Linked DNA regions of Homo sapiens: regions 1, 2, 4 and 5 are each linked to region 3. Evidence: chromatin contacts called from ENCODE Hi-C or POLR2A ChIA-PET data. All regions are on one chromosome and are shown on one strand. The core of a region is the stretch at or near the end of the contact, and the rest is flanking DNA. Distances in the headings are between cores, read along the strand shown. Region 1 holds the start of GPATCH2L (G-patch domain containing 2 like). Region 2 holds the start of SNW1 (SNW domain containing 1). Region 3 holds the start of ANGEL1 (angel homolog 1). Region 4 holds the start of IFT43 (intraflagellar transport 43). Region 5 holds the start of ADCK1 (aarF domain containing kinase 1).

Region 1 (4,817 bases), core at 1,691-4,190, 660 kb after region 3:
CTGCTTCTTAGCAGACTTGAACCTGCAGCCTCTCTCATAGCTCCAATCTGACACCTTCAGCTTCTGCTGAAGGCTAGCAGCCACCTCTGATGTCACTCGCTTCACCTTCCGCCTGCGCCTGAGTGGTCGACAAGGTGCATTTTCAGTAAAGGAGTCAGATTCATGCCAAGAATGTTGCTTACTCTTGACAATGGCATTGAGAGCTGGGTGTCGTTTGGCTACCATTGTGTCATCAGAGTCACTAAAATTGGTCACCGGAGCCACTTCTCGACAGTCCTTAGTGGCCTCATCCAGACTTGACTCAGAGGCCTCGCTGTAGCAGCAGGTATGCTCTGCCAGGTGAGTGAAGTCAGAACGACGCTTCCGACCTCGGCGTTTCCGAAGCTGCCGCCTCTGCTGTCGGGGGCTCAGCGCCATCTCCTCCCACAGTTCACCAAGCTTATTCTGCTCAGATGTCTGCTCCAAGGCTGAGGCTAAGTCGTGTACCAGCTCATCCATGAGGCCACATCTGCCAAAAGGAAGTTTAGGAAAAAAAGAAAGAAAGAAAAGAAAAAGAAAAAGAAAGCCTGAAAAAGGATCTGTTGTTTTGGAATAATTTGATGAAACAGATCATGGTAGTCCACAGTTCTGCCTGTCTAAACAAAATAAGTCACCTTTCATCTGGCTACACTTAGATTCTGTTCCTACCACTTCCTTAAGTCACTAAAAATAGATGTTTTGTCCCTTGTTAAATGCCTGAAGTCAACATATTCTTAAGCACAAAAACCTACTAACCAGAAGACAACTGGGACAGGACCCAAAACAAATTCGGGGGACTAGATCCTTCTCTCTTTTCCCCAATTAAACTTGTCATTGAATTACCTAATGATGAGATCCAGAAAGATTAGAGACTGTCTCACTAGACAGGAACAGAAAAACATACAACTTCAAAATCACACTAGAGTTGTGGAAACACAGAGTAGCACATGGTCTCATCGAGGTATTGAGAATGAATGAAAAACTGTTCTTTGGCCTGGGGTCACTGCTGACAATGACCATGGCAGAAAGAAACAGAAAGACAACTTAGTGACACCATTTAAGGAAGAATGCAGTTTTCGTGATCCAAGAAATTGTAGTGACCCAGGTTTGAAGTCAGAATGGAGAAGAGACTAAGTTTGCGCCCATTCTGGTACCAACTACCACCTGGAAGCTACCAGGTATAGAACCTTATACAGTATGTCATATATTTTTGAATAATTAACAATTTTTAAGCCCCTCTCCTACCCTCCAGAAAATAAATGTTGGTCCTAGTTATGTGCTTCAGTGCCACACAATCACAGAAAACTAGGATACAATAGCAGCTGAAATGACAGGGATAGGGTGAAGTTTCTAAGATTTCTGGCCAAACTGCTTTCCAAAATTTCTTATTTTTCTGTTCATCCTCAAACCAAACATCACACTTCAGGGGTCACTTCAGAGACAAACATTTCAAGAAATGACAGTAGTAGGAGCAATCTTCAAAATTCCCCCTTAAGGGGAAATATTTAATTTGTACAGCATCTAATTAAATACATATTAAATTTTTAGCACTTTTCTCTTGCCTCTATGCCCAAAGTATTTCAAGATCAGCTTAAAATTCTAAGTGGTGCCACTCTCTGACCATATTCCCATTCATTCAGTTTTCACTTTGCAAAGGGCTTTCTAAAACCTATTTTCATGCTGTGCCTATGCCAATGAACTTAAAGACAGGAAAACAGTCCTCTGGCTTATCTGCCACACCTGTAGGAGCAATAGTGACACCTACTTCCAAAACTACCATACAAACGAAGCTTCTCAAAGTGTCCAAAAGCACATACATTTAAACAAGACCAAGTTCTTTTAAGCATTAAGAAGTGGTTTATCAACACCTGTGAAAAGAAGGGGAAAAAATGGGAAAAAAAAAAGTGGATTAAAATGCCATGATTGAGGTTTGGGAGACAACTGTCCCTAAGACCAAAATAAAGAAACAAGTGGGAACAGCATGTCAAAATCTACTTCCCTAATAAAGAATTACTGCTTTAAAAACTCAGGCAACAAAAATACAAAAAACAAAAACAAAAGAACAAATAAAAACCTCAGGCAGAACAGCACAAACTTGAACATGGAACGAAGTCATCAAACAACTTGCAGTCGAATGCCTGTGCAGAATCCTTTCCTGCCTCAAAGCCTGTAATTCCAACAGTAGTGACAAAAGAACCCTAGAACTCCCCATCTCCAGTCGCGGATGCACACTCTCGAGAGGACCCGGCGGCCAGGCACGCACCCGGGCAGAGATGAGGCTGAGTCACGCACAGGAAGGAACGGGTAGCTGGTGGACAGCAAGTAAGAAGAGAGACAGGAGCAGGGTGGAAGTGAGGGGCGGAGTAGGAGGTGGGAGAGGCAGGAGGCAACTGCTCATTTGGGCTCACGAGGGGCGGGGATCGGCTCTTCTAGGGCAGAAACTGCCAAAATGCAAGTCTTGGCGACTGAGCTCCCTCCGGGATCGGGGGTCGCAACATGGCCACATATATGACAAAAACTGTGTTTCGAAGGACTCTCCACCACGCCCCGGCCCGTCCCTGAGGGCTGGGGCGACCATGGCTCGGGACACCAAGCCCTCAGGCTGCAGCCCGCCCCAGAGAGGCAGAAAGAAGAAAGGGGAAGAGGGGGCTGTGGCCCCGGAGACGGCCCGACCCACATCCCCAGGGATGGGGACAAGGGCCCTGAAAAGCAAGGCCCCACCACCCTCACCCTCCGGCCGTCTGCCGCAGCCCCAAGACGCCCTTAGCCGCTCAGCCGCGGCTTGGCGCTCCGATCCCCTCTGGTACTAGCCCCCAGGACCCCAACACTCTCAACCCATTCCTCCCCCTCACCAGCTGCCGCAGCCACCTCCAACGGCCGCCGCTTTTTGGGCCGACTCTCACCGCCGGGGCTTCCCTCTCTGACCTCATTTCCGGTCTGGGCCGGAGGGGTGGGGCGGTGGCGAGTGGGAGGGGCTGGCTGCACGATTGGGCCCCTGACCCAGTGCTTCCGCCCGTGGCCACACCCACTTCCGCCCCGCGGTGGGCGGAGCCACAGGAAGCCAGGAGATGGGGCAGGGGACAAGGAGGGGTGTTGAATAGGGTCTGGCCGGGAAAGGGCGTCTCAGGGGTTGAGGTGCCCCACGTGGGGAAAGACCCCTGCATGCTGGCCTCATCTTCCTTAGGGGCTTCCAGAAATTGGGCGCTAGGCAGGGATGTCAGCTTATCTCTTGCTTTCTGACCTTTTTAATGGGTCTGTGAAGTTGAGGGGAAATGGATCTTAATGACGTCTACCCTGTGAGCTGGTACAACCTTTGGAAGAGGTTGTTTTGCACTGAGTTACTCAGAACATTTCAAATTGCCTTGAGCAATAAAACAAGTGATATTGGATTATAACTCAAAGTACAAAAGAAATATTCATGAGCCCATGCCGATATAAGTGATTGAATAAATTAACGAATGAGGAAGAAGAGATAAATCCCCCACAGAAGAATCTCAAATAACTTATGTAGACAGCCATCCTGCAGCATAACTTCTGCCTCCTTAAATGTGGGCTGTGCATAGTGACTTCCTTCCCAAAAGTACAACATCTGTAAAGGGGAAAATGAGTGATTTTACAGGGGAGAAACCTGGCAAACAGTAATTCAGCCAGGTGATCAAGACTATGTGCTAAATCATGTTGATAGTATGTGGAATGATATATGATGAGAATGGCACTTTATGGTACTTTCCTTCCAAATCTCATAACCCAGTCTAATTATAAGAAAAAAAAATCAGACAAACCCGAATTGAGGGACATTCTGCAGAGTGCATGACCAGTATTCTTCAAAATTGTTAAGATCAGCAAAGGCAAGGGAAGTCTAAGAAACTCAGAGCCAAGAGGAGCCTAAGGAGGCATGACAATGTAATATGGTGTCCTGGGTGTGACGCTGCAATTGAAAAAAGAACATTAGGTAAAAACTAAGGAAATCTGGATAAAGTATCAACTTTAGTTAATCATAATGTATCGGGCCGGGTGAGGTGGCTCACGCCTGTAATCCCAGCACTTTGGGAGGCCGAGGCAGGCGGATCACCTGAGGTTGGGGGATTGAGACCATCCTGGCTAACAGGGTGAAAACCTGTCTCTGCTAAAAATACAAAAATTACATGGGCATGGTGGCACGTGCCTGTAATCCCAGCTACTCGGGAGGCTGAGGCAGGAGAATCACTTGCACCTGGGAGGCGGAGGTTGCAGTGAGCCAAGATCGCACCATTGCACTCCAGCCTGGTCTACAAGAGTGAAACTCCGTCTCAAAATAATAATAATAATAATAACGTATCAATATTGGTTGCAATTGTGAGATGTGTTATACTTCTGTAAGAGTGAATAGCCTGGTGTGGTGGCTCACACCTGTAATTCCAGCACTTTGGGAGGTTGAGGTGGGCGGATCACCTGAGGTCAGGATTTCGAGATCAGCCTGGCCAACATGGTGAAACCCCGTCTCTACTAAAAATACAAAAAATTAGCCAGGTGTGGTGGCACATGCCTGTAGTCCCAGTCCCTACTCAGGAGGCTAAGGCAAGAGCATCGCCTGAGCCCAGGAGGCGGAGGTTGCAGTGAGCAGAGATCGAGCCACTGCACTCCAGCCTGGGCGACAGAGTGAGACTCAGCCGTCACAAAAAAAAAAAAAAAAAGTGAATAATAGGAGAAAGTGTGAATTACACAGAAACTGTAACAATCTTCATAATTTTTATCTAAACCCAAAATTATCCTAAAATAAAAAAGTTTATTTAAAAATATGCACATACCTTGGACCCTGA
Region 2 (4,683 bases), core at 1,329-3,828, 950 kb before region 3:
AACAGCGAGGGACTATGACTGGTGGAAATGCCTTGCATGATGTGCCTCTGTGGAAAATGAGAGTGGATTGCAAAAGCTCTTCTCCACCCTGTTCTTTCAATCCTGCATCCCAGGTCTTGGTCTATGTCTTACTGATTTCCCATGTTAATTATTTTAACCTTGTCCTCAGTAGCCTCCTTTGTCTCTCATTGCCATAGAAACCCATTCTGCCTTAAGAATTGTCTTTCTTGCCTGTTCCTTTGACCCAGGCCCTCTACTTAAGTCCTCCTTCAGCTGCAAATCACCTGCTGAACTAAATCTAAGCTCCTTGATCTTGGCTTCCAGGACGTTCTATAATTTGCTTCTCTGTTTTTCTCCTTTTAGAAATAATACATTCCTGGAGCAGAGGTTGAAGTAGATCACTGTCAACCAAAATATTAACTGTAATAACTAACATATTTACATAGTACTTAAGAGTTAAGTAAAAACATATCCACCTACATTACCTCATTTAAGGCTCATACTCTGCTGTATTGTATATAATTATTTTACATTTATATAAATATAGGTAAAGCAGATAACATGATCAGCATTTTAAGTTCAATAAAACTGGGGCCCAAATAAATTAAATGACTTGCCCTATAAGAATTTATTGGTGCTGAAGCTACATCTTTTTTTTTTTTTTTTTTTTTTCTGAGACAGTTTCACTCTTGTTGCTCAGGCTAGAGTGCAACGACGCACGATCTCGGCTCACCACAACTTCCGCCTCCCGAGTTCAAGCGATTCTCCTGCCTCGGCCTCCCGAGTAGCTGGGATTACAGGCAAGCACCACCACGCCCGGCTAATTTTGTATTTTCAGTAGAGACGCAGTTTCTCCATGTTGGTCAGGCTGGTCTCAAACTCCCGACCTCAGGTGATCTGCCCGCCTCAGCCTCCCAAAGTGCTGGGATTAAAGGCACAAGCCACCACACCCAGCCAAAGCTACATCTTAAACTCTAATCTTCGGGCTCCCAGGCCATGCAGGTTATATTACACAATGTGATTAACAATCCTGTATTTACCAAAAGATTTTTTCTTTTTGTTTTTTTGGTTTACATGCTGTGGCAGGCAGAATTCTAGGATATCCCCCAAGATCTCCTCCTCACCCAACCCCCACAGTACCTGACCTACATAACCCCTGGGGCCATGACTATGAAGATTCTGATTCTGTTATGCGGTGTGGCAGAGTTGATTTTTTTTTTTTTTTTGAGACAGAATTTTACTTTGTCACCCACGCTGGAGTGCAATGGTGCAATCTCGGCTCACTGCAACCTCCACCTCCTGGGTTCAAGCGATTCTTGTACCTCAGCCTCCCAAGTAGCTGAGAAAACAAGAGCACATCACCACACCCAGCTATTCTTTTATATTATTTATTTATTTATTTATTTATTTATTTTTATTTTTTGAGACGCAGTCTCACTCTGTCGCCAGGCTGGAGTGCAGTGGCGTGATCTTGGCTCACTGCAACCTCCGTCTCCTGATTCACACGATTCTCCTGCCTCAGCCTCCCCAGTAGCTAGGACTACAGGAGCGCGCCACAACGCCCAGCTAATTTTTGTATTTTTAGTAGAGACAGGGTTTCACCATGTTGCCCAGGCTTTGTCGAACTCCTGAGCTCAGGCAATCCGCCCGCCCCGACCTCCCAAAGTGCTAGGATTACAAGTGTGAGCTACTGCGCCCGGCCAAGAGTTGATCTTAAAATAGGGAGATTATCCAGGTGCTCCTGATCTAATCACATGAGCCCTTTAAAAGCAGGGCATTTTTCTCCAACAGTGGCAGAAGAGGAGTCAGAAAGATGTGCCTCAGAAAGCAAATATCCATGTTGTGAACTACCAATAAATAGGGCTCATGTGGGAAGGACTCGAGAGTGACCCCTAGGAGCTGAGGGTGGCCACCACTAACAGCACAAAACAAAACAGGGAACTCGATCCCACAACCGCCAGGAACTGATTTTTGCCAACAAGAATGAGTTAGGAGATGGATTTTTCTCCAGAGCCTCCTATGAGATTTCAGCCTTGTCATACCCTGGGCAGAGAACCCAGACACTCGGTAAATTACCAAGGATTACGAAATATCTCCCCAAGAGAGTGTTTTGGCGGGTGAGAGGATATGGTTTAAAGAAAAGTTTTGAGTGTGAATGTTTTCAGAGAGTCCAAGGACTCTCCATTAGCTAGTCTCATTATTACCTGTCGTTTTAAACGCCCTATCACTCTTACTTAAAGTAGCTGTCCCCGGGAAGCTTTTGTATTTTGTACCCCTTCTCGGGGAACGGGACTGAGTAAGGAACGTAATAAAGCGGCCTAAAAGGCATCTCCCTGTATCTTTGATATTTTGCCTAGGGAACGCCCTATCATGTCGCATATAAGCGATCGAGTTATGCATTTGTTGCTAGCTGAAGAGATTATTCCTTGATAACCGCTTGGTCTGGTCAGAATACAAACGGTACTCCTGTTCAAAGAACTACAAATCCCAGAAGGCCTTTTCGGCCAGAGCGCCTGCGCATCGCGCACTCCTTCCTTTCCGCTCCTCATCATCTGGAAAGACCCGCCCAGCGGTGCTGTCGCTCGCGCTGGAAGAAGCGGAAGAAGATGGCGCTCACCAGGTGGGTTGTTGATTGGGGTCCTCGATACGGAAGGGTCTGGGAGTACCAGTCTTCTTCATTTCTCTTCCCATACCCTCCGGGCGGTGACCTGACCCGGGGCACAGAATGACGTGGGCCAAGACTACGGCTACGCCCTCCCGCTGGCCGCCGCTACGACTAGGCCTAGTCGAAGCTGGGGTCTTTCAGCGGTTTCCCGGGTTTAGTTCACCCGCTCACCGAGGCCGAAAGCTGCGGAGTGGTCTCAGACACTGAAGAGTGGGTTTTTCGCGTGAGCATCTTGCGGGGAGCGGACAGCGCTCCCTCAGGTCCGCGGCTCGGGCGAACGAGATGGGGTTGGTGACGGTAGTGGCTTATTTGGGCGGAGTGAAGCGCGCGGGCTGCGACTGCGCGGCTTTCCGGCCGTTTGCCTGTGGTGGTCTCTCTCCTTTCGCTGTCCACTGGGTGTCCCGAAACAAGGATTCCTGAAAAAAGAGGCCCGGAGCTGAACACAGATTTAAATGAGCCACAGTAGTGACCGCCGTCTGCTGATATGCGCCACTGCTCCGCATTTTAACTTTGGAGCTTAGAATTTCTTCCGTAGATAGAACCACCTCAGTTTTGCTGTTTCCGGTTACCTTAGTAACCGTCTGTAAAGTGCTCTCCGCCTTTAAGAAAAAGATGCTTTTCAGTGGGAGAGTCCGAGAAGTTACGCTACTCCTACTAGTTCCCAGCCTTGCTGCCCCATTTTAAGTGGAAAAACTTTCCATGCGAACTCAACAGGAAAAGGCTAGTGTTCAGGAAGGTTATAGATAAAGTAATCCTTTCAGGACATCAGCTTGAGCTCTTTTAACACCCTTCATTCTCCTCACGCATGTTTTTTTTTCTGGCTGATGACAGTATGACTCCAAAAGTTTTAATCAAAAAATTATTTTGGGAATTACTGTTGGTGCCTTGCTCTGTCCTGGGGGTTGTGTACACAGAAGAAAATCTGTCTTTGGCAACAGGGAAGATAGGGGTGCAAGGTATACAGACATAAAACAATTACAGAACACAAAATGTGCATTTGTGTAATACTAACCTTAGTGCAAAAAGAATTGAATGGAATAAGTTATGTGGGCTGGAGAGTTTTCTCCCCACCCTCGTTTCTAAAATTTTTTTGCTTTTTTTTTTAACTTTATTTTTTGAGATGCGGTCTCGCTGTGTTGGCCAGGTTGGTCTTGAATTCTTGGCCTCAAGCAGTCCTCCTGTCTCGGCCTCCGAAAGTGCTAGGATTACAGGCATGAGCCACCATGCCCGGCATCTGAAATTTTTTTAAAAAAAAACTAGAAATAGGGTGTTACTGCGTTGGCCAGAGTGGTCTCCAACTCTTGGCCTCCATCAATCTTCTCACCTAGGCCTCCCAAAGTGCTGGGATTGCAGGCATGAGCTACCATGCCCAGCCAAGAGTTTGTTTAGTAAATGTTACAGGCAGCAAACATTTGAGTGCTCCCCAGGTGTGAGACACTGTGTCATAGACTAGTAAAGTTATGAGGGGAGACTTTGTGGAAAAGGTGGAATTTGAAATGGACACACAGGAAAAATTTCTAGAGATGTCATGGGTATTTTTTATTTATTTTATTTTTTGATATAGGGTCTCACTCTTGCCCAGGCTGGAGTGCAGTGGCCCAATCACAGCCCACTGCAGCCTCAACCTCCCAAGGCTCAGGTGATCCTCCTGCCTCAGCGCCCTAGAGTAGCTGGGACTCTAGACGCTTGCCATGATGCCCAGTTAATTTTTGTTTTTTTTAGTAGAGATGGGGTTTTGCCATGTTGCCCAGCCTGGTCTTGAACTGGGCTTAACTGATCTGATCTACCCATCTCAGCCTCCCACAGTGCTGGCATTACTGGCGTGAGCCACCACATCATCTGGCCTGTCATGGGTATTGCGTGCTTAAAATTGCAGTGGCAGAATGCGATCTTTAAATGGCCAGTCTTGAGGACTCCAGAGCTTTCCATACCTACCATCTGGTGTTCCTCAGTATTCTTTGTAATATCCTTTAAATCAGTAAACACATTTCCCTGAGTTCTGTGAGCTGCCCTAGCAA
Region 3 (5,331 bases), core at 389-2,888:
GCTGTTGCCTGAAGGCAGGCAGACATTGCCACCTCTAGAACTAAGGGTAAGTAGTGGGAAGGCCACAATACTAACTCTCTCCTTCTTCCTCCTATTAGCCTTTCAGTGTTATGATGTACCCAGCTGGTCCAGGATCTGGTGACTCCCCAGAAGGCTTCCCTGAACAACCAAGGCTCCAGCCACAAACTGGAAATCGTGCAACTCAGACACTGGGTACTGAAACTGGGTGCATTGTCCAGTCCCTCCTTCAGAGCCTGTTTGGGGTAGAAGATTGGGGGAGGGGGACTGGGGAAGAGAGACTCAAAGAGGTCGCAGGTGGCACAGAAGTGATGGCAGAACTGGCCTTCATTTAGTGACATATGCTTTGTTCAACCAGTCAGTAAAGGCTTATGTGGTGGCTAGTAGTGCTAGCGAATGCAGATTCGGCCGCTTGCAAAACCAACGAGCAAGGTCGTGGTATGGTAGAAGGAGACTGACTTTATTATAAACCAAAGCTAGCAGTGGGGAAAAACGATCCAGGCTTTTGCTTTAATGGAGCTGCTTCACATTTCCAAGCAAAATGCGAGGCTTTAAGAAGTTTTGGCATGGAGGGTATGCAAGGGGTGAGGCAGTGCAGGTCTTCATGACGAGTTCTGATGACTTGTCTTGAGTTACTGCCCATCTGGTGAATGGGCTGGCATCATCTCGGGCTGGGCTGAGTTATAAATTAACTGTAGCCTTGAATCAATCTCCTGGTGGAGATTTCCACAGATGCCTATATTGTTTCAAGATTTAGTCTCTGGAACTTTTAAGCGAACATACAATTAGATATGCTAACAGTGTGTATGGGGGGTGCTGGGGTGTCGGGGGGTGCCTAGTGGTTAACTGAACAAAAATAAAGAAATAGAAGTATATAACAAGAATATAACTTCCAAGCTGGGTACTTGGTTACAATAGGTGCTTGGATTGTATTAGAGATACCTCAAAGTGAGCAAACAACCAGCCAGAACTGGTCCCTGGCCTTGTGGAAGTTTCTCTCTTCTGTCTCTCTCCTCTCTCCCTTCTCTCTCTCCTCTCTTTGTCCTCTCTCCTTTCTTTCTTGACTTCCTTACCAATGGGAAACCCTGTTTTTCTAGATTAGGGAAAAGAAGGCCCGTTTAGAAAGTAGGGAAGGAGACAAAGTCTTACTTCCTGAAGCAAGGTAGGACTCAATTTGTGACCTAGAATCTGAGACAGGGAAGTAGAGGCAGGAAAACGGGGGAAATGGGGGAATAACTCGCTTCCTTTCTGGGTCGAGAAGGGCTAGAAGTCAAGGTTCAGTGGAGCCTTAGAGAAAGTCCAGCTCTTCATTTTACAGGTGAGGAAACTGAGGGGCGGAGAGGCTATAGTGTGGTAACAAGGTGGACACCTAGTCAGCTGCAGAAGTGGGAATAAACTGTGGCCTTTGAATAACACTATGGGGCCTCCAGTGAGGCGCTCAATTTTAATTCGGGACGCCTGGGTGGCAGCCGGGTGCTAGGGGTGGCTAGTTGCCATGGGAACCGGCTCCTCCCACTTCCTGCGTGCGCACCCGTAGACCTGCGCTCCCAATAAAGTTGTTGTTGAAGCGCGGCGGCGGCACCACGTGGGCCGGACCGGGCCGGGGGCGGGGCCGAGCTGAGGGAGGACCTGCTGGCTGCAGTGAGGAGCGGAGGCGGGCGCGGGCGGCCGGCCATGATCGCGTCGTGCTTGTGTTACCTGCTGCTGCCGGCCACGCGCCTCTTCCGCGCCCTCTCAGGTACCGGCCAGGCGTACCGACAGACAGGAGCCCGGCCAGGGCTCGCCTCTGCGGGGCTCCGCGGGCCTGGGGCGGCGTGCGGTTGGCCGGGCCTCACGACTACCGTGCCCCGGGCAGTGCCGAGGTGTAGGGAGGCGGTCCTGAGCCCCTGCCCCGCGGGCCCCTCCTGACCCCACGAGGCCTGGACCTGGCCGACGTCCCTCGTGGGCGGCCCCTCCTCCCGCCTGTTGTCAGATGGCGTCCGGCCGCGGTTAAGGTGGAGAGGAGCTGTGGACGGGCAGGGCCCTTTCCTGGCCCTGGGGGTGCAGAGAAATTGTGGGGTCGGCCAAGTCAGCACCCCGGCGGGTCGGGAAGGGGTAGTAGCTCGGACCTAGGCGAGTGCCCAAATTCTCAGCGGGCGAGGCGGGTCGGCTCTGGGAGGTTTATGGCCGAAGTACTGGACGCACCGATCTTCCCCAGGTTAACTTCACACTCGCCTTTCACTGCCACCTGGCAGCTCTCGCTCACCGGTGTCTTTGGTTGAAAAACGGACGTTCAATCAGAGACACATTTAGATCTCAGCTTTGGAGCATTCCTGCCCCCACTCCCGGCGGTTTAGAGGGAGATGTGCTGGGGTGGGGGCAATGCCCAGTCGATACCTCAAAGAGGGGGTGTTTATTTCGTTATTGTTTCATAATTTGTCTGCATTCTCTATTTCTGGGCTTTGAAATTACGGAGGGTTTTATGCGACCATCAGTTTCTGAGATCCCATGGAACTCGCAGACTTTTTGCCTTTAATTTATGGGACAGGACCAAGAAGTACTTAGGAATGAGGGCTCCAATTGTATATTCTGTGGTTTTCCTTTGTGGAACTTTACACAATTGGTACGCAATGTGTGTGTCATTGATAATATATATTTCATATAGAAATATTTTAAATTTTACTGTGTATCTGCCATTAGAATGCAAACTTCAGGAGCGCAGGGCCACGTCCATTTTGTTCGCTGTATCTCTGGTGTTAACACATTGCTTGGTATACAGTAGGCACTCAGTGAATTCAGGAATGTCTTGTGTGTCCATACTTCTGAGGAATGTGGGAAACTCCACAGAAGTAATTGTTTCCAGAGAACTAAACATATTCTTTTAACTATGTTGCTGTTTTTCCTGGAGCTCTTCTAATGCCTTAGTGATACAGTATACTAGTCCAGAGGTTTCCAGACCAGTAGAGTTCTAGGGATCTCAGAGGAGGGCCCCCCCCGCCCCCCCACCTACACATTACAGTAGTCCCACTTATATTTACTTGGCATATTTGGTTTCCAGATAAGATTTTTAAAAAACAAAAGCATTCTGCTGCTGAAAATCCACCACCACCACCACCAAAAGACATCTACCAAAATTGAAAGCTAGTAACTTCGTGCATATGAACCAAAGAACCTCTGCCATCTGGTATACACAGAGGATATTTCAAGGGGCAGATAATCAGGAAGTCCTTGAGGCTAAAGCTCAACGACCCAGCCCATACATAGGTTTAGAGCAGGGTTTCTCAATCTCAGCACTGTTGACGTTTTGGACCGGATCATTTGGTGTGGGTCTGTCCTGTGAATTGTTGGAAGTTCAGCAGCGTCTCTGTCCTCTAACCACTAGATGCCAGTAGCAATGCTGCAGTTGTGACAACAACAGTGTCTCTGAACGTTGCTAAATGTCTTCCGAGGGCAAAATCACCGTGGTTAAAACCATTGTTTAGAAGGACATAAATATACATAGACCCCAAACAAGATATTTGAACCGTCTTTCAATATTTGAGCCACTTTTAAGGTTTCTTCCCTTTAAAAAAAAATTGCCAATAAAATGAGTCTAGTGATTGAGGGCCAGCATCGTGCATGTTACTCGTCCTGTGCTGTAAATAAATGGTTGAGTGTGTGAGTGTAGGAGTTGTTTGCTCTCACCAAAATACTGTGCTCAGAGTTTGGGGGCTCTAATTTTAGAGTTTTTCCCACTTTCTTTCTTGCCTGTTGGCTGTCATTGGTGGCTGCAGTATCAGAGAGATGTCAGCTGTCTCTTACTGTCGATTGTTGGCACCTTGTAATTTATAGCCTCTGATGTGTTGTGGAATGGGAAAGCAGATAATGAAGTTTGTGAAGATTTTATTACAATAAGTAGCTTTGAGAAAAGGCTTAAGGGCCCTTGCTAAGATGTAAATTGTATAGATTTTTGAGACTGTCTACTTTAGGACTTTTTCTTTTGGAATACATTAATAGATTAGGGAATTTATACAGCTAGAAAAGCTCAGAGATTATCTAGTTCAAACTTGTCTCTATTTTTTTAAATTTAAAATTTATTTTTTTCTTTTCTTTTCTTTTTTTTTTTGAGATGAGGTCTCACTTTGTCTCCCAGGCGGGAGTGCAGAAGGGCAGTCATAGCTCACTGCAGCGTCAACCTGGGCTCAAGCAATCCTCTCATTTCAGCCTCCCAAGTAGCTAGGACCATGGGCATGTGCCACCGTACTTGGCTAATTTTTAATTTTTTGTAGAGATGAAGTTTCGTTATGTTGCCCAGGCTGGTCTCTAACTCCTGGCCTCAAGTGATCCTGCTGCCTCTGTCTCTGCCTCCCAAAGTGCTGGGAGCCACCACGCCTGGCCTCTTGTCCCCATTTTACAGTCAAGAGTAACTTCATCTGACTAGGGGCATTGTTCAAGGTCAGTTTTATTAATTTTGGTGCTAGATCATAACCCACAGTTCTGATTAACAGTCAGTTGCTGGTTGCAATGTAATGTGATTCTTAGAACCAAAGAGTTTGTTAATAGTAGTCTTAACTAAGTCATGTAAAAGGAGTGTGGGTATATGTGCCCATCTGTGTTCTAGATTATGTGAGACAGCTGTTCTTTCATGCACTGAATATTTATCAGATCCCTGCCATATAAATTAGTCAACACTTGTAAAGAACAGTGCCTGGCACATAGTGAATACTTTGCCCTGATGATGATGATGATGTTCAGGCATTAAGGTAGGCAGGCTCAGTGATGGTACAATGATGAGCAAGGTGGATATGGGTCTTGCTTTTATTGGGCTTATGTTTTAGCTGGGAGAATAGTGTGGGTTGGATGACAGTCTTATAACCTGGTATTTTGGCTTTCCTCCTAGATGCTTTCTTCACATGTCGAAAAAATGTCCTTCTGGCGAACAGCTCATCCCCCCAGGTAGAGGGCGACTTTGCCATGGCCCCTCGGGGCCCTGAGCAGGAGGAATGTGAGGGCCTGCTGCAGCAGTGGCGAGAAGAAGGGTTGAGCCAGGTGCTCTCAACTGCAAGTGAGGGGCCCCTTATAGATAAAGGACTAGCCCAGAGCAGCCTGGCACTTCTGATGGATAATCCTGGAGAAGAGAATGCTGCTTCAGAGGACAGGTGGTCCAGCAGGCAGCTGAGTGACCTTCGGGCTGCAGAGAACCTGGATGAGCCTTTCCCTGAGATGCTAGGAGAGGAGCCACTGCTGGAGGTGGAGGGGGTGGAGGGCTCCATGTGGGCAGCTATCCCCATGCAGTCGGAGCCCCAGTATGCAGACTGTGCTGCCCTCCCAGTGGGTGCCCTGGCCACAGAGCAG
Region 4 (5,354 bases), core at 995-3,494, 830 kb after region 3:
TCAAATCTGCAGCTTGGCATGAAAATCATTATCAAACAGGCTTTTGGAAAGAATTCCTAAATTCCATGGTAAATGGAAAACAGCATTTGCTCTGATATGTACAGTAACTGGGTTTGCCTTTACAGACATTAAGGGAAATCTAGTACAAGAATTTTGAGACATTATCTTTGGAAATCAGAGCACTTCAAAATTCTTGGCCATCAAATGAATCATTTGCAGGTGTTTCCCAAGGCCCTCCGGTGGAGACTCTGCCTCTAAGGCTTCCCAGCACATAAACAAAACTTTATTTAGTCAGACTCTTGGGTGCTGAAATATTTATACTTTTGCTTACTTTGTTTAAAAAAAACAGCATTAATATAAGCACTTTTAGATCTCATTTAATGTGGCTTCCTTTGATTCTCACAATAATGGACAGAAACTGAGACTGCTGTCATTTTACAAAGGAGGAAACTGAGGCCTAGGAAGGTGATGAAGTGGCTGACATAAACCTAGGAGCAAAGCCTTCTGATTTCAGATCCTGGGTTTCCTGGGTGCTTTCCACTCTACCCTGCTGAAACTTGTTTTAAGATGTTCTAAGGACTGACTGCCCCACTAAACTGAGAGGGGTTACAGAAGAGCTCGTAAAAACTCTTATGCAATGTCGACACTTCAAATTGTAGTGTCATTTAGGTTTCAGGGATGGTGGAAACAATCTTTCTGATAATAAGCAGCTTATTTTCTTCTCAAGTCAGACAATTCCATCCCTTCACCATGGTTGCCCTTTTCCATTTGTCACAGCACTGAGTATCTGAATACAGCATCCTACATATGGCGGTTGTGCTAAAACAAAAATTCAATGATCTTGTCGCTAAATGCTGTTCACAGGTGTTTTCTCTAATAATTTTTAAGTATTTCAAGGTTTTAAACTTTTTGAAGACCCTGTATAGATCCATAGGGTAGAAAAACTTCTTTACTGCCTGATTTTTGTGTATGTTAAATGTAGTCTATTTATTGCCCATCTTCTCCCACTACAACATAATCACATGAGGGCAGGAACTTTGCTTTATTCATTGCTGTATCTCCAGCACCTAGGACACTGCCTGATACACAGTAGGGGCTCAATAAATATTTGTTGAATGAATGAATAACTACATTCACATCCCCAGGTACTAAAAAACATTCACGTATCAGCAGGCCTGGTGACCTTCAAAACACTTAGAGATTTCACAGCAGACACTAAAGACTTGCTCTGGGGCCCAATCTTTTAGTAAGTGCGATCCTAACCAGTTTTAAAGATAAAAAGGCCTGATGGGGGTTACAAAGGAGGAAGGTAGACACTGAACTTGGGTCTTGAATCTAGCTCCATTATTTACTAACTATAACGCTGGGTAAACCACAGCCTCATAGGCAGCAGTAGCTAACCTCTTCTGACCTCTTCCGTGATAACATATGCCAAGCACTGAGTTACACGCTTCCCATGTATTGTTGCATTTCCTTTTCACTGTAACACCTCCATTCTAGGCATAAGGAAACCAAGGCTCGGAAAGGTTAAATCGTTTTTTAGGTTTTTTTTTTTTTTTTGAACCCAGGCAACAGCTCTATGCTCCATCTGGCCTCAGTGCCTGAGCACCTAATCACTCCCTCACGTTACAAATCGGTCTTGGTTTCCTTAACTACTGAGGTAACTGAGGTTAACTCCCACCTCCCCACGGGGATTACCGGGAAGAAAGGCCGTCCCTGCCTGCCTCCCTTCCATGCATAAAACAGTGCGGCTTTTGCAGGAACTTCTGCGACGAGGTGTCCCAAAGGAAAAACTCTAGGATGGGAGCGAGTGCGACCCCGGCCGGGGCTCCCCTATCACCCTGTGATCGATCTGTTCTGGGGAAGTTCGCACTCGGGGCTCTAGAAAACGGAGAAAGGCTCGGAAATTTCCCACGGTCCTAGACGCCGGCGGGGACAGGGTGTTTTCTACTTTCTGAGGATTTTAAAGAAAGCAAACCCCAGGCCAGCAGCGGCGGAGCCCACAGTGGCCTGGGGGCGGGGCGGTGAGGCTGCCTCCTTCTGGGCCTCACCCGGCGCGGCGCGAGGCCTGCCGCCCTGAGTCGCCTCAGAGAAGTCGGGGCCGGCGGGGTCGCTCCTCCCCACCCGCCAAATCCTGGCCCCCAAGGCCCCCGAATTGGTCCTCACGGAGGTAGCCAAGCTGTAGCGAAGCTCCTCGTCCAAGTCGAGCAAATCCTCCATCTCCGCGGCCGCCTGACGTCACTTCCTGGAAACCGACTGGCCCAGACGCGTCCCTGCTAACAGCCCCGCCCCTCCACCCCAATTTTTAAAGGGTACGCAGCATGGTTCCTGGATTCTGTGTGCCATCCTCCAAACTACCGAATCTTTCTTAAATCTGCCTTGCTTGACATCTGGAAGCAACCTCCGGTTATTAAAACTCGCCAACGCTGCTCCTGCGAGACGGTAAAATAATTTGGTCGTTAGGAACTGTCTGTATTTGTAGCTCTGTTTAAATATATCAATATATTAAGTGCAAAGCACTACTACTGCTATACTGATGCCTCCCACTTGTACAGCTCTTTGCAAGGTACAGAAGGCCGTCACAGTTATTGGCTTAACGTGAGGGGCATTAACAACCTTGTGTGGGAAGCAAGATAAGTGGTATTGTTTCCATTTGACAGATGAGAAAACAGGGAATCAGGTGTAATAAATGGTTTACCATGAATTATGGAAACTGCAATATACATAATCTCTGCCTTCAAGAAGTTTACAGAGAGGCTGAATCAACACATCAAATAGCTGAGTAGTAATAACTTTCAAAAGTACAAATATTCAATATCTCATTAAATCCCAATAATCCCGCAAAGTGAGTAGCAGTAGTATCTCTAACACAACAATAAAGCACACTGAGGTACAAAGAAGGGGCTTGAGGAAAATCACCTAAGTGCCAAGCAGCAGAGCCAAATGCCCTTCTGACACCAGACATTACTGGAGTATTTATCTCCAGCACATACTACTGGGTGCCAGCCATTCTCCTAGGCTGGCAGAGGGAGATGTACCACAAATTCCCAGCCTAATGGGGCATTTAAGTTGCGTCTTTGTTGACTCTTCATATGAGATCTCCAAGTCAATATCACTGGCCAGGTCCCTGACACTGGTTGGCTGAGATCCATAGGAGATGGGCTGATAGCCCTGAAAGCAAACAACATTCCAGTATTATGTTGAGGGGAAGGCCTGGATGGACACAGGTTAAAAGCAAGGATTCGGAAGTGGGAGTAGCACCCCTGAAACCTCATTGCAAGCATTTCTTAAATATCCAGTAAATCACTCAGTTCAGTCACACATGTTACTGGATAGGACTGTGTGTTAGCATGCCTGTGACAGCAAGAGCACTGGCCTGGATATCAGAAGAGCTGTGTTCTCATCTTAGCTCTCCTGAAAACTACCTGTGTAGTCAGAGCAGAGCCCTTTCCGCTATCAGTTTCCTCCCTTGTAATTACTTTAGAGATTATCTCTAAGATCCTTTGTTAACTTGCTTCTCAGTGAGAATACTTTGTTAGATTTTAATCTGAAGAAACACTCATTGCCAAAAATCCAAGACAGATGAAATATAGGCTCCAATGAATCCCTTGTTCCCTTCTTCTTCGGCACCAGATGAGGAAGAAGGGATTAATCTTTGGATTTTTCCATTTCTTGTAAGCTCACAGCATACGACCATCACCTTATAGTCAGTTTCCAGACCTTCACCCCCACTTCTTCCCCAACTTGCTGAAAACAGAAGGCAAATGGTCCTCACTCTGGGCAGAGAGGTACCCTGCAGTAGTAGCTTCCAGAACTTGCTTAGCACCTGAATCACGTGTGAGGTTTGTAAAGAAACAGAGATGCCAGGGCCTCAGCTCTGGAGACTGATTTGGTAGAGGTGGAGTCCAAAAAAGTATAACTTTAATAATTTTCCTTCCTATCTTGCAACTGTCTGCTCAAAGGCCTTCCCTTATCACCCTATTTGAAACTGCAACATCCCCCAACCTAGGCACACCCCATCCTCCTTCCCTGCTTGATTTTCTGCCACACCACATTTGTTTGTTTGCTTGTCTGTTTGAGACACGGTCTTGCTCTGTCGTCCAGGCTGGAGTGCAGTGGTGCAATCTTGGCCCCCTGTAAACTCTGCCTCCCTGGCTCAAGTGATTATCCTGCCTCAGCCTCCCAAGTAGATGCCTGCGCCAACATGCCGGGCTAATTTTTCCATTTTTTTGTAGAGACTGGGTTTCGCCGTGTTGCTGGGGCTGGTCTCGAATTCCTGAGCTCAAGTAATCCTCCTGCATGGGCCTCCCCAAATGCTGGGATTACAGGCGTGAGCCACTGCACCTGGCTCAGCACTTTTTACCGTACTACATCATTTACATATTTATTTAGTTTATCGCCTCCTCCACTGCCCCACCCCTGCCTCTAAAATAAAATTTCCCTGAGGGCAGGAGTTTTGTTTCGTTCACTGATATTCTTCACAGAGCCTAGAATAGTGCCTGGTATATAGTAAACATTAAACTTTTTCTGAAATTTCAGAGGCAGTATAGCATAGTAATTAAGTCCAGAATCTGGCAACGTCCTGGGTCCAAATCCCAACAGCTGACACCTAATAACTATGTGACCTTGGGCAAGTTACTTTTAAAGTTTCTACCCCTAGGTTTCCCATTGGTTTTGCAAATGAAAGTAATGCCTACCCAAGCTAGATAGCCTGTGTAAAATATCGCCTCCATCACTCACAAGCAGTGTGGTCTGTAAAAAAAAAAACAAAAAACTCTATGCCTCAGTTTCCTCATCCGTAAAGTGACCCACCGCTGTGCTGGGATACAGAGAACAGCCCCTTCAGTTAGTGGCCTGGAAGCCAGACCTCTCAGAAAGGGTCCAGGAAGGCTGGAGTGAGATGGGGTGGGAGCGGCACTCACTCTCAGGAAAGTTCAGTTCAGAGGCAAGCCCTGTGTTGCGGGGTGCGGGGAGCCACGTGCCCTACCCTCCCTTGGCTGCTCGTGGGAAAAGGCCTAGAGGTTCGGGCCGAGAAGAGGAGCGAAAGCACAGAGCCGACTTCCCCTCACCCATCTGGGAAATGGGCTCGGGCCAACTGCTGACTTCGCGCTCGCTGGCGCAGCTCCCTGCGGAGACCTCGGCGGGGAGGGAGGCTGAACATCTGGATGACATTTCTGCGAGAGCGGCTCCGGAGCGGCGGTCGGGGAGGGAGAGGTGCGCTCGTGCGCACGTCGGGCCGGGAGGGAGGCGATTCCTCGGGGCCTGGGTCTTGTTTTTCTCGCTCTCTACCGCAGCCCCTTCTCCCGCCCCTCAGCCCCCACCCCGCAGCCCCCAGCCCCCGAGCCTCCCCGGCT
Region 5 (4,959 bases), core at 1,029-3,528, 990 kb before region 3:
GAAATCCTCCATTCAGTCCATCCTAGGAAAGGCAGACTGAGGGAGAATAGGGCAAAGCCAGATGCAAAGAGCAAGCAGCAGGTAAGAGAAGAGAGTGAGCTTCCAACGGGAGAGCTACAGTACCAAGCACTTATTAGCTCATTAACTCACACAACCAGATTCCGAGGTGCATGCTATTAGAGCTTCAATCTATGGATAAGGAAGTGGTGTTTTAGAAAAGGTAGAAAACTTGGCCAAGGAGCTGGTAAGTGATGGAGGCAGAACTTGAATCCATGTATGACTGCTCCCACCAAGAGAGCAAAAAGTGCACAAGAACAAGCAGCTTGCTGGGCCCTGAAATAGGCCACTGGAGTCCCTGCAACATGGAAACCTTAACCCAGGAGGCATATTTAGTGAGTTACCCTGGTGAAGAAATGGATGGCTGACCCAACTAAATTTTTTTTTTTTAGACGGAGTCTTGCTCAGTCGCCCAGGCTGGAGTGCAGTGACACGATCTCGGCTCACTGCAGCCTCCGTCTCCCGGGTTCAAGCTGTTCTCCTCCTCAGCCTCCCAAGTAGCTGGGACTACAGGCACACACCACTACGCCCAGGTAATTTTTTTGTATTTTTGGTAGAGATGGGGTTTCACCATGTTGGCCAGGCTGGCATTGAACGCCTGACCTCAAGTGATTCGCCCACCTCAGCCTCCCAAAGTGCTGGGATTACAGGTGTGAGCCACCGCACCCGGCCCCAACTAATATTCTTACAGGTCCTTTGTCTGACAAGAAAATGACTGCATAGCAGAAAGTAAGAATATGCACACTCTTCTAGTACAGATCAAATCGCACATCCCTGAGGCCAGTTGAGAAATGGCCAAGCAAAGAATGACCCAATAAGGTAGAATATGATGTAACCAGGAAAAATGACAAGTATAGACTACATTAAAATCTGTATATAAATTAATATGGAGGGAGTTAACAGTGTACAAAGTAATATGCACATATTTACAATCACCAAAAAAGTAAAACTGGCAAATAAAGACAGAAAGACCCGTAACCAGGTGTGAAGAGATAGTGCTTTAAGTTCACAGGATTTTTTTTCCTATAAAGCAGTGGTACTCAACGTATGGTCCCCAGACCAACAGCAACTGCATCACTTGGGTGCATGTTAGAAACGCCAATTCTTGGTCCTCATACCAGACTTACAGAATCAGAAACTTTGGGGATGGGGTCCAGTACTGTGTGTTGTTACTAGCTCTCCAGGTGACTCTGGTGCATGCTAAAGTTTGAGAACCACTGTAGTAAGAAAATTATTTTATTTATTTTCCTTTTTTTCTTTTAATACAGACGGGAGTCTCACTATGTTGCCCAGCCTGGTGTTGAACTCCTGCCCTCAAGCAATCCTCCCATCTTGGCCTCCCAAAGTGCTGGGATTACAGGCATCAGCCACCACATCCAGCCCCAAGAAAATTATTAAATAAAACATATGAAGCCACAGATAAAGTCTAATTCACTTCAACTCTGCAAATATTTCTTGAGCACCTACTAAGTGCCAAGTATCATGGAGGTAAACAATAAATACTTGTTGAATGACTTTCTTGTTAGTAGAAAGTAAATGCCACTTAACCCTGGGAGAGGGCTGTTCTAGGTGTCTTATCTAAAGGTTGCTCTCCACACACACTGGCTGCTGTTAGCACATATCTACTGTGTGATCTGGAAGCCCAGGGCCCTGCAAGATGCTGGAGATAAGCAGCGGTCTGGGGCACGTTCGCAAGACCGGGTGGAGGGCCAGGATATGGGCATCGCCCCCTGCTCTTGCCCAGACCACGCTCCAGCTCCAGCTGCTTCTGCCTCGGAACTCACAGGGCCACCAGGGGGTGAAGGCGTCTGGGTGAGCCACCTCCGGCCCTCCTCCAGCTCTGCCCACTCGGGTGCCTGCAAGACTGTGCCACTGAAGTGGACAGGTCACATGAAAGCCCACTGGTGTGCCAAACTGGAGAAGTCACTGCAGGGGGGCGGGGCAATGCGAGTCACCCGAGCCACGTGGCCGCGCGCCGGGCCCAGGTGACAAGGTCATGGGGCTGTCCCTCCCGGCGCCCAGGGCGGCTGCACAACCGGAGCAGAGGCCGACTCCCGGCGTGTCCATGCCGGTTCCCTCGCGCTCCAGGCGCGGTGCGGCCCTGCCAGGCTGGTCGGCCCGAGCTCTGCGCCGGCCTCCGGCGAGCTGCCCCTACTCACCCCGAGGGAAGCAGAGCCGCGGCGCCCGGCTTCCGGCCGCAACCCGGTAGCGGGGAATTAGCTGGGAACCGTGCGGGGACAGCCACCTGACTGCGCTTAGTGAAGCCGAGGCGCGCGCGGCCTGCCGGGACTTGTAGTTCCTGGTTCCCCACGCCGCGATCCCGCGGGCAGTACTGTGGAGGCACAGGGGTCTCGGGCTTACTCCGTCAGGTGGCCTTGTTGCTTTGCCAGGGCGACGGACTTGGAATATTACTGAAATATTTTCTTCAAGACATTCTAACTACGTCCCAGGTTCGTGTTTAATGAAAGATGAAGTGGATTTGTAGATTTTTTTTTTTTGAGACTGAGTCTCGCTCTGTCGCCCAAGCAGTACAGCTAATTTTTGTATTTTTTTTAGAGATGGGGTTTCACCATGTTGGCCAAGCCGGTCTCAAACTCCTGACCTCAAATGATCCGCCCGCCCAAAGTGCTGGGATTACAAGAGTGAGCCACTGCGCCCGACCTCGTAGATTTTATTCATTCATTCATTCATTCATTCATTCATTTTGAGACAGAGTCTCACTCTGTCGCCCAAGCTGGAGTGCAGTGGCCCATCTCGCCTCACTGCAACCTCCGCCTCCCGGGTTCAAGTGATTCTCCTGCCTCAGCCTCCTGAGTAGCTGGGATTACAGGAGTGTGCTACCACGCCCTGCTAATTTTTTGTATTTTTAGGAGTGACGGGGTTTCGCCATTTTGCCCAGGCTGGTCTTGAACTCCTGAACTCAGGCAATCCACCCGCCTTGACTTCCCAAAGTGCTGGGATTACAAGCCTGAGCCACCTCACCGGGCCATAGATTTTAAATAAGATATTGGAACTAGTAGGCGAAGAAGAAATTTACTGACAATTGATGTATGCTGGCGGGGCGGTGGCTCACGCCTGTAATCCCAGCAGGCCAAGGCTAGCAGATCACCTGAGGTCGGGAGTTTGAGACCAACCTGACCAACATGGAGAAACCCCGTCCCTACTAATAATAGCAAAAATTAGCCAGGCCTAGTGGTGCATGCCTGTAATCCCAGCTACTCAGGAGGCTGAGGCACTAGAAACCCGGGAGGCAGAAGTTGCGGTGAGCCGAGGTCACGCCATTGCACTCCAGCCTAGGCAACAACAGCGAAACTCCGTCTCAAAAATAATAATAATAATGCTGGCTGGGCAGGACGCAGTAGCTCACACCTGTAATCCCAGCACTTTGGGAGGCTGAGGCGGGCAGATCACCTGAGGCTAGGGGTTGGAGACCAGCCAGGCCGACATAGTGAAACCCCATTTCTACTAAAAATAGAAAAATTAAGCCGGGTGCGGTGGCTCATTCCTGTAATCCCAGCACCTTGGGAGGCCAAGGTGGGCGGACCACTTGAGGCCGGGAATTTGAGACCAGCCTGGCCAACATAGTGAAATCTGTCTCTGCTAAAAATACAAAAATTAGCCTGGTGTGGTGGTGCACGTCTGGAATTTCAGCTACTCAGGAAGCTGAGGCAGGAGAATCGCTTGAACCCGGGAGGCGGAGGTTGCAGTGAGCTGAGATCACGCCACTGCACTCCAGCCTAGGCAACAGAGTGAGACTCTGTCTCCAAAAAGAAAAAAAAGAAAAAGAAAAATTAGCCCAGCATAGTGGCGGGCACCTGTTATCCCAACTACTCGGGAGGCTGAGGTGGGAGAATTGCTTGAACCCAGGAGGTGGAGGTTGCAGTGAGCTGAGATTGGGCCACTGCACTCCAGCCTGGGCAACAGAGCAAGACTCGTCTCAAAATAAATAAATAAATAAATATAATATGCTAGCTAATCTTAGTTATCTTTGGCCCTTATTCATTCATTCACTGATCTCCATTATCAAATGTTGACTTATAAGATGCACTTTGAAGACATGTATCAAAAACATTTCTCTTTTTTTTTTTGAGACAGGGTCTGGCTGTGTTGCCCAAGCTGGAGTGTAGAGGCTCCATCACTGTAGCCTCAACTTCCTGTCCTCAAGGTACCCTCCTGCCTCAGTCTGTGGAGTAGCTGGGACTACAAGCACATACTGCCACGCCTGGCTAAATTTTTTAAATTTTTTCTCAAGAAAAGCTGGGGGGTGTGGTCTCACTATATTGCCCAGGCTGGTCTCGAATTTCTGTGCTAAGCCATCCTCTGGCCTTGGCCTCCCAAAGTGCTGGGATTACAGGTGTGAGCCACCACGCCAGGCCTCAGACGTTTGTTTATTCTATAAACATCTCTTGAGCTATTTTTTTCATGGGGGAATTAATCTATCAGTCCAATGCAGTTCCAATCAAATTTCCAACATAATTTTTTCTGGACCTTCACAAACTAATCAAAAGTGTGTATGAAAAAACAAAGGGCAGCGCAGTGGCTCGTGCCTGTAATCCCAGCACGTTGGGAGGCTAAGGCAGGTGGATCAGTTGAGGTCAGGAGTTCATCACCAGCCTGGCCAACATGGTAAAACCCCATCTCTACTAAAATACAAAAATTAGCCAGGCATGGTGGTGCACACCTGTAATCCCAGCTACTCAGAAGGCTGTGGCAAGAGAATCCTTGAACCCGGGAGACAAATGTTGCAGTGAGCCAAGATCATACCACTGAATTCCAGCCTGGGTGACAGAGCGAGACTTTGTCTCAAAAAAAAAAAAAAATACAAAAAACAAAAAAAAACCACCACTTTAAGGCAAAGCATAGCCAAAACATTCTTGAAGAAGAAAAATGTGTTTCAAGGAC

What was found. A loop is a pair of places that touch in the nucleus more often than their neighbours do. ChIA-PET counts read pairs that join two places held with the same protein, here RNA polymerase II (POLR2A). Pooled maps may share reads with other maps.
Region 1: a map of CD8-positive, alpha-beta T cell shows a loop between it and region 3 (4-fold over the local background). The contact joins the promoter of GPATCH2L here to the promoter of ANGEL1 in region 3. A Hi-C loop is called at or near these places in 3 of 168 maps with a recorded cell type or tissue (CD4-positive, alpha-beta memory T cell, CD8-positive, alpha-beta T cell and naive thymus-derived CD4-positive, alpha-beta T cell), 3 of 37 single-sample maps with no recorded cell type and 15 of 50 pooled maps. POLR2A ChIA-PET finds 5 or more read pairs at or near these places in 1 of 52 experiments (MCF 10A).
Region 2: a map of CD8-positive, alpha-beta T cell shows a loop between it and region 3 (4-fold over the local background). The contact joins the promoter of SNW1 here to the promoter of ANGEL1 in region 3. A Hi-C loop is called at or near these places in 2 of 168 maps with a recorded cell type or tissue (CD8-positive, alpha-beta T cell and naive thymus-derived CD4-positive, alpha-beta T cell) and 8 of 50 pooled maps. POLR2A ChIA-PET finds 5 or more read pairs at or near these places in 1 of 52 experiments (naive thymus-derived CD4-positive, alpha-beta T cell).
Region 4: a loop to region 3 is called in a map of CD4-positive, alpha-beta T cell, with 7 times the contacts of the local background. The contact joins the promoter of IFT43 here to the promoter of ANGEL1 in region 3. A Hi-C loop is called at or near these places in 3 of 168 maps with a recorded cell type or tissue (CD4-positive, alpha-beta T cell, CD8-positive, alpha-beta T cell and naive thymus-derived CD4-positive, alpha-beta T cell) and 8 of 50 pooled maps.
Region 5: a map of naive thymus-derived CD4-positive, alpha-beta T cell shows a loop between it and region 3 (5-fold over the local background). The contact joins the promoter of ADCK1 here to the promoter of ANGEL1 in region 3. A Hi-C loop is called at or near these places in 1 of 168 maps with a recorded cell type or tissue (naive thymus-derived CD4-positive, alpha-beta T cell), 1 of 37 single-sample maps with no recorded cell type and 7 of 50 pooled maps.

Annotation. Positions count from the first base shown.
Region 1 is chr14:76,150,045-76,154,861 of GRCh38, reverse strand. GPATCH2L (G-patch domain containing 2 like) reads right to left here and starts at 2,940. Exons shown (of 10, transcript NM_017926.4): 1 at 2,871-2,940; 2 at 1-508. The coding sequence starts at 498.
Region 2 is chr14:77,759,051-77,763,733 of GRCh38, reverse strand. It overlaps SNW1 (SNW domain containing 1), which reads left to right and starts at 2,578. Exons shown (of 14, transcript NM_012245.3): 1 at 2,578-2,620. The coding sequence starts at 2,607. SLIRP-OT1 (SLIRP overlapping transcript 1) reads right to left here and starts at 2,966. Exons shown (of 2, transcript NR_161324.1): 1 at 2,618-2,966. RefSeq lists enhancers at 1,065-1,839, 2,387-2,706, 2,614-3,388.
Region 3 is chr14:76,809,189-76,814,519 of GRCh38, reverse strand. It overlaps ANGEL1 (angel homolog 1), which reads left to right and starts at 1,638. Exons shown (of 10, transcript NM_015305.4): 1 at 1,638-1,756; 2 at 4,877-5,331. The coding sequence starts at 1,693. RefSeq lists a silencer at 1,571-2,000 and enhancers at 1,449-2,022, 2,023-2,597.
Region 4 is chr14:75,982,653-75,988,006 of GRCh38, reverse strand. It overlaps IFT43 (intraflagellar transport 43), which reads right to left and starts at 2,244. Exons shown (of 9, transcript NM_001102564.3): 1 at 2,167-2,244. The coding sequence starts at 2,220. It also overlaps a transcript of TGFB3 not described here. RefSeq lists silencers at 1,954-2,263, 5,218-5,337 and an enhancer at 2,090-2,591.
Region 5 is chr14:77,797,428-77,802,386 of GRCh38, reverse strand. ADCK1 (aarF domain containing kinase 1) reads right to left here and starts at 2,278. Exons shown (of 11, transcript NM_020421.4): 1 at 2,217-2,278. RefSeq lists enhancers at 1-281, 1,663-1,742, 1,753-1,802, 1,876-2,414, 2,415-2,953 and a silencer at 1,993-2,352.